Regions from separate parts of the Mus musculus genome. Here region 2 is linked to region 1. Evidence: chromatin contacts called from ENCODE POLR2A ChIA-PET data. All regions are on one chromosome and are shown on one strand. Each heading gives the region's core, a stretch centred on a gene start or an enhancer-like site at or near the end of the contact. The rest is flanking DNA. Distances are from core to core; before and after follow the strand shown. Region 1 holds the start of 5033430I15Rik (RIKEN cDNA 5033430I15 gene). Region 2 has its middle 15 kb from the start of Gm34991.

Region 1 (3,185 bases), core at 302-2,801:
CCCTGGCAGTGGCAGTGGCGGCGACTCGGGCCCCGAGTGAACGAGCCGCGGGGCTCCGGGGCACATCCCAATCCCCGCAGCGCCTCCTCCGCCGCCACCTCCTCCTTCCCCTCCTCCCGTCTTCATTCACCCTCTCTGCCGCCGCGCAGCAGAGCAGTCCCGGCGCAGGGCAGCGCCCGCAGCTCCTCCGCTACTGCTGCGGGCGCCGGCAGAGTCGCCGGGCCGGGCTGGGGCGCTCGCGGGCTCCCGGCTCCAGCTCCGGCGGTGGCGGCGGCGTCTGCTGCTGCTGCTCTGGATCAGGAAGCGGCCGCACCAACAGGGCGGCGGTGGCAGCTGCAGCTAGGGCCGGTCTTCTCCCGCTGCGCTGCGATGGCCCGCGCGCCCTTGCCTCCTGAGGCGCCACCTCTCCGCGCCCCTAGCCTCACGCAAAGTCCCCTCTTGGTCCCCTCGTAGCCCCGAGAGGCTGGCCTAGGCGGGGAGACCCCAAGCTCGGGGTTGCCTCTGTCAAGCTAGGCGACCCCGGGCGGGGAAGCCCAGCCCTCCCTCGAGCCCCCGCAGCGCTCACCGCCCCCACCCGGGAGGGGGGACTGGAGAGGAGCGAAGAGGGCAGCGCGACCCTCCGCGGCTGCCGCCTCCCCCTGCGCCACACGGAAGGAGGAGGACCGGGCTCTATCCGCTCGCCGCCGCCGGACCGGCAGCAGCCGAAACGGGGCGCCGCCGTTCTCCCCACCCGCGCCCCCCGCCCGGGCGCGCCCCCTCTCCTGGCGGCCGCCCACCCAGCCCCTATCTGCTGCCCTTGCTAGCCGCTCCTGCTCCCAGAGGGGGTCCCGAGCCGGGAGGCTGGAGCCGGGCACTAGTGTATGTACACACAGTCACACATACACTCGCGCGCGCGCCTGCACACACACACACACACACACACACACACACACCACGACGCGTCGGTTTCCTTCGCTCCTCTTCCAGCTGTTTTCCGTGCAGCCCATTGAGACTGGGGGAGGGGGGGTGTATGCTGGATGTTCTTTGGCCCCTCTCCGGAGAGAGCAGATTGGGGTGCGGGAGGGGGTGATTTTAATCTAAATCGGGGTGGAAGGGGGAGGGGGAGAGAAAGAATCAGAGGAGGAAAAAAAATAGCCACTTACTGTAAAGTGTAAATGGATCTGGGGTTGCGTGGGGAAGGGGTAACAGAGGGAGAGACACAGTGTCCTGCGGCTGCTGTAGCTCTAGCTGCGGCTCCACAGGGCTTGTTTTGGATCCCCCTGCAGTGAAACAGGTCCTGTACGGCTCCTCCACTGTAGTAGAAATGATGTCTGCGGTATACTCTGCTCTCTCCTCCTCCTCCTCCTCCTCCCCCCTCCCCTCCCTCCTCCCTCCGCCCGCCCTCCCTCCCTCGCGCTCTCTCTCGCGCTCGCTCGCTCGCTCCAGTATGTAAATGTGTAATAGAAGCCAAATATGGAGCAGTTGGCTGCCGCCGCCGCAGCTCAAGGATCCGACTTCATGGGGGGGGAGGGGGGGGGGAGGCACCCTCTGGCAGGCGGCCCGGCGAGCCGCACAGAGCACGGCGAGCGCACGGCGCGGCTGCCGGCCCGCGCCCTTAACCCTTCTATGCACCCGGGCTGGAGCGGCGCTCGCTCCAGGGGAGGCCGGGTTGTCTCTCCGCAACTGTGGCTCCGGATCCCCGACACCGACCGGAGGGGACTGTGCCTTCCAGGTTTGAGAAAGGGGCGGGGAAGTTGGGGCGATGAGGTCATTGGAGTGGTGACCGATCGGTGCTCGCGCGCCTCCCCGGCTCCCTGCAACCTAGTTGGAGGGGGACAGGGTGAGTGCAGGGTGCAACTCAGGCAACCTGGGAGACTCGCAGCGACGGGTGTCAGGATTTGGCTCCTACTTGGTAAAATACCCAAGGGGGCGGGGAAGTCGGCTGATTTCTAATTACGAAGTGCCCTTGGTGCCCCCCGGGTGAGCATCTAAAGAGGACTCATTGTATCCTTACTGTTAACCCTCCAACCCGCCAGCCCTGCGTCATCCGAGGCAAGGCCCGCGCCTGCTGCCTTGGCTTGCAACTCGGGAAAGTTCTCAGGCTTCCCCAGCTTGCACTGGCACCCTCACCTTTCCTGCCTGGACAAGCTGGCGACCTCCCGGTCCTCCTTTCAAATTCTGCTGGTCTCGAAATCTGCTGTGGGCATGGAACGCCTCAGCTCTAGCTAGCCCTGGTAACCGACCTCACTCACTCCTCAGGGCTAACTGTGGATCATTCATTTCATCGCAAGCGAGGTAACCTGTGCACTGAGCAGTCAGTCGATGGTGGTTCTCGGGGAAACCAAGCGAAGGAACGCTCCCCCACCCACCTTGTCCCGGTGGCTAAACGCAGACGTGGACTCCCCACCCGGCCCCCTCCGGCTACACCTCAGCCAAGCGTAAGCTCGAGGGAAGAACTCTTCTCTGGAGGCGTTCACCTTGCCAACAGGTGTGGCACCCGAAAGAAGAGCCATCACATCCCCACGAGGGTCGCTCAGTGCCGCGTTCTCTTTGCAGCAGAAAATTCTTGAAGACCAGTAGGTGTCAGGCCAGCATCTGACCTCTTTCAGGTGCTTAGAACTGAGAGTCTGGAAACTCGATCCCTTGGTCTCGCTGGAAGCCACTACTATTTATTGACTCTAAGCCGGATTTGAGAGACCTTTTGGCTCCGTTTACGTATGACCCAACAATTAGTCACTGTCTGAAGCAGCGTACAGAATCACCAAGAGAAACGTGTGCGCGTTTAAACTACTGTATTGTGGAGCCGGCACTTCAGAAGTTAAATTAAAAAAATAATAATAAAATAAAATAAAAGAGATGCAGTGGTGTGTGTGTGTGTGTGTGTGTGTGTGTGTGTGTGTGTGTGTGTGTTTGTGGTGTAGGACACATTATCTATTCTCAGGTTTTGAAATACCGTGCACACATCCACGGTTGCTTAAATAGAACTACAACTGTTCCCTCTCACCGCCCCCCCCCGCCCCCACTCCCTATAAACTGTGTTGTTCACTTGAGGATCCGCGATTATTAGACTTCATATGCTAAAGTGACATTGTTGGTCTCATTACAGCCTCTAGTGGACGGTTAACGTTGAGTTTCCTGTCGGGGCTCTGTCTAGTTTTGTTTTCCCTCCTGAGCTTTATCCAGGTGAAGGTTAACAGTTCAGAGCT
Region 2 (3,185 bases), core at 307-2,806, 41 kb after region 1:
TTTAGCTGTTGTGTGTGTATATGTGAATTGATGTGTATGTGTGCACATGTATGTTCATGGTTATTTACTAGCAAGTGCGTGTGGAGGTCAAGGATTGCTTTGGATGTCTTTTATTGCTCTCCACATTATGAGACAGAGTTTATCGTCCAACCCAGAGGCATTTCAGTTAGATTGACTAGCCAATTAGCTCTCCGTATCTCAGGATCACCCTTCTCAGTTCCAGGGTTGCAGGTCTACGATACCCCAACTGCCCTGCTCACGGGTGCTGAGGATCTGAACTCTGCTACTCAGACTTGCTCAGCAAACACTTTACCCAAGAAGCCATCGTCTCAGCCCCTCATTCAGCTTTCTACACTGAAGCCTGTTGCCAAGGAGAGACATGTGTACGTGATCCCACTGATGGGAATTGCTGGCTCCTGTGTTGTCCCTCTTCTGACATCTGTTAGCCAGAAAGCTGCAGGATGCTGGGTGGGGGGTGGGAGGGGGGAAGAAGAGAGAGAAAGGCTAGTTTGCCAAAGAAGATGTGATGATGGATCAGCCCATGTTGTGGCCCATGTTGTGCATAAAGCCAAGAACAGTATCACACTTCAGGGACACCATTCCATAGTCAACCTTCCACGGGTTCCCTCCCTTTCTCAGGCAACTTTCTATAGTGATTGTATTCCATAAAGCAGGAGCCACAGGGCCAGAACATGGGATGGGAAATGAGCGATGGGCTTCACCAGATTCCCTGTCAACAGAAAGGAAGCAAGGGTGGGGAGTGGGGAGACTGAGGAAGAAGATGTCATTAAAATCTCAAAGATCAAGTGAACGACGACTGGATGTTCTCTGGGCAGTAAGTCAGATGTTCCCTGTCTGTTTTTCAAATGAGTCTTTCAGACAAATCTTGAATGTTCCATTTTAGACTCAAATATGAGTTAAACTATAATTGCCCTTTTCCTTCATATTTGATAGCAGGCCAAACTACTACTGCTGTTACTATTATTGTTACAGGGCTGGGGGTTGAGCTGACGGCTTTGCATGTGCTAAGGCATACACTCTACCACTTAGCTACCCTCATCCCAGGCCTAGTGGATCGAGAAGGCAGGGACTATCATACTACACATGTCCTAAGGGGAAACCCGGCAGGCCGTCTTGTCTTCCCCTCAAGCTCGTACAGACAAATACTTCACCCTAGGAAGAGTCATATCAGATGGCGGATGCTGAGAACTGTACCTATTCTAAATTCAGAGCAGCTGCTCCAGGGAAGACTCACTTAAAAGCCGATTTACAAGTTCAGATAATTTCCCTTGATCCAAAGCCAGCTTCCTTTTAAGGTGGGCAGCCCTGAAGCTAGGGAGAAAAGGGTTCTCGGGGGTGGGGCTGGGGGTGGGGGCTCATCACGTCCTACAGTGTCAAGGTCACACATCATTTCCAGTATTTCTGCCCTCTTCCTCACTCCTTCCTTTCCTCGCTCCCCCTGCAGCCATGCGGGTTTTAAAAGCAAGATGTAGTAAGCTGAGCAGGAGCCAGGCTTTGCTAAAGCTGTGCGTGGGAGCCAGGGACAAGCTTGGCCACGGAAGGCTGATCTGGAATTTGGCTCTGAGTCCTCCCCACTTTGCCCTGGAAAGAGCACTCTCTAGGACTGCCCCTGGGAGCTCAGCCTGCAGCCTCTCCTTCACTTTCATCACTACTTCAGAGGTTTCCACAGGGAGACAGGGCAAAGACCTGCTCTGATTGGCTGCCTTTCTCTGACTTAAGGGCCAGCTCCAGCCAATCAATAGCCTGGACTCTAGGAAGGGAAAGATGAATTGAAACAGGCAAGGCCCTGAAGGGTAGGGGTGAGAGAGAGAAAGAAAGAAAAACAATGTAACCACCATCCAGATAAAACCATGCACACAGTTCTGCAGGGACCCCACTGAGAGAACTGCTGTCTTCTACCAGCAGCCCTGCCTGCAGCCACCAAAGCACCCTCAATGTCTTGGCTTCTGGCCAAGTTCAAACCGTTTGTAAAGTAGGTCATTGAAAGTCACATTAGGCAGAGAAATCAGGGGTGGGGGTGTCAGGAAGGACCTTCAGAGCCAGAGGACAGCTTCATCCCTGCACTGGAGAGAAAAGGATACAGAACAAGGCAGCTGATGGGAGGGACTCCCTAAGTGACAGGTTGTAGCAGATCTGGTCTAGAGGAATACACAGCTGGTCAGGAGATCAATTGCTCTGCACAAGCCTCCAGCAGGACTTGGATGATAACCTTGAATGAAAATGCACTCTAAGGAAGCTGACGTCATCTTTATTCAGCTCTTTGCTCTATGTGTTCAGAGAGCCCATTTCATTAATGAGGGTTTTTTTTCTAGTGAAGCAGCTGGTTTCCTGCCCTCACCCTGAAGAATGCAATTAAAAAATACCTAGATGCATGCAAAATATGCCCTAAATAATAAAAGGAAGAAGATACATATAAAACAAATGATATACCTCCTACCTGCTCTCAGACATAAAACTCAGGCTACTCTTATTCATGCCGAAGTGGGTCAGAAAAGGAAACTCCATTTTCTTGATTACGGAGATGCAAAGACACAAGTGAAATACTTGCAAAGCACGACCTACCTACAAGTGTCCCCTGAAAGTGTCATTTGTTCTCTGTCCCCAGCCTCGTACAGCCTCTCTTCTGGTACAAACTAATCACCTTTCAAGACGACGACAAAGACGACGACTACTACTACTACTACTATTATTATTATTATTTTCTTTTTAGGAAACCACAACTAGCTCCCTCTAAAATTGTGAGCCCAGTCCCTGGGGCAGTCCTAGGCTGGAGAGGGGTGGTCCCAGGCCAGAAAGGGGCCAGATCCCTGCAGCAGTAACTGTAGCCAACTTGATGCACCCAGGAGTGGTGTGGAAAGCACAGAGTCTATCTCAAGCCTATCTCAACCTTCGACCATCCATCATATATAGTTAGCTCAACACATTGCTTTCAGGGCAGTGGGAGAAACAAAGAGGAGAAGGGAGAAAATACACCTTCACAGAATGCCTAGTAGGTATGATGTGAACTACTGTGCAGTTTTCTATTGATTTTTTTTCTTTTTTAATTTAAAACTCATAACAGCTCCTGGGATGGAAGATTTGTTCTCCACTGTCTTAAAGATAAGGAAAGAAGCTTAGAACTGTTACATAACTCACCCCAAAGCCAACAGCCAGCTCCTGGTTCT

The links. ChIA-PET counts read pairs that join two places held with the same protein, here RNA polymerase II (POLR2A).
Region 2: POLR2A ChIA-PET joins it to region 1 with 20 read pairs in Patski. The contact joins the enhancer-like site here to the promoter of 5033430I15Rik in region 1. POLR2A ChIA-PET finds 5 or more read pairs at or near these places in 3 of 5 experiments (Patski and embryonic stem cell).

What each region holds. Positions count from the first base shown.
Region 1 is chr13:45,963,673-45,966,857 of GRCm38, forward strand. 5033430I15Rik (RIKEN cDNA 5033430I15 gene) reads left to right here and starts at 1,552. Exons shown (of 2, transcript NR_167678.1): 1 at 1,552-1,711; 2 at 2,239-2,836. It overlaps Atxn1 (ataxin 1), which reads right to left and starts at 1,319. Exons shown (of 8, transcript NM_009124.6): 1 at 1,143-1,319.
Region 2 is chr13:46,004,720-46,007,904 of GRCm38, forward strand. No RefSeq gene overlaps it. Among named protein-coding and RNA genes, the nearest start is that of Gm34991, 15 kb to the right of the region's middle. Within about 2 kb of position 1,557, at least 1 of the 3 ENCODE cell types and tissues checked has a DNase peak (open chromatin) inside an H3K27ac peak, as active enhancers do.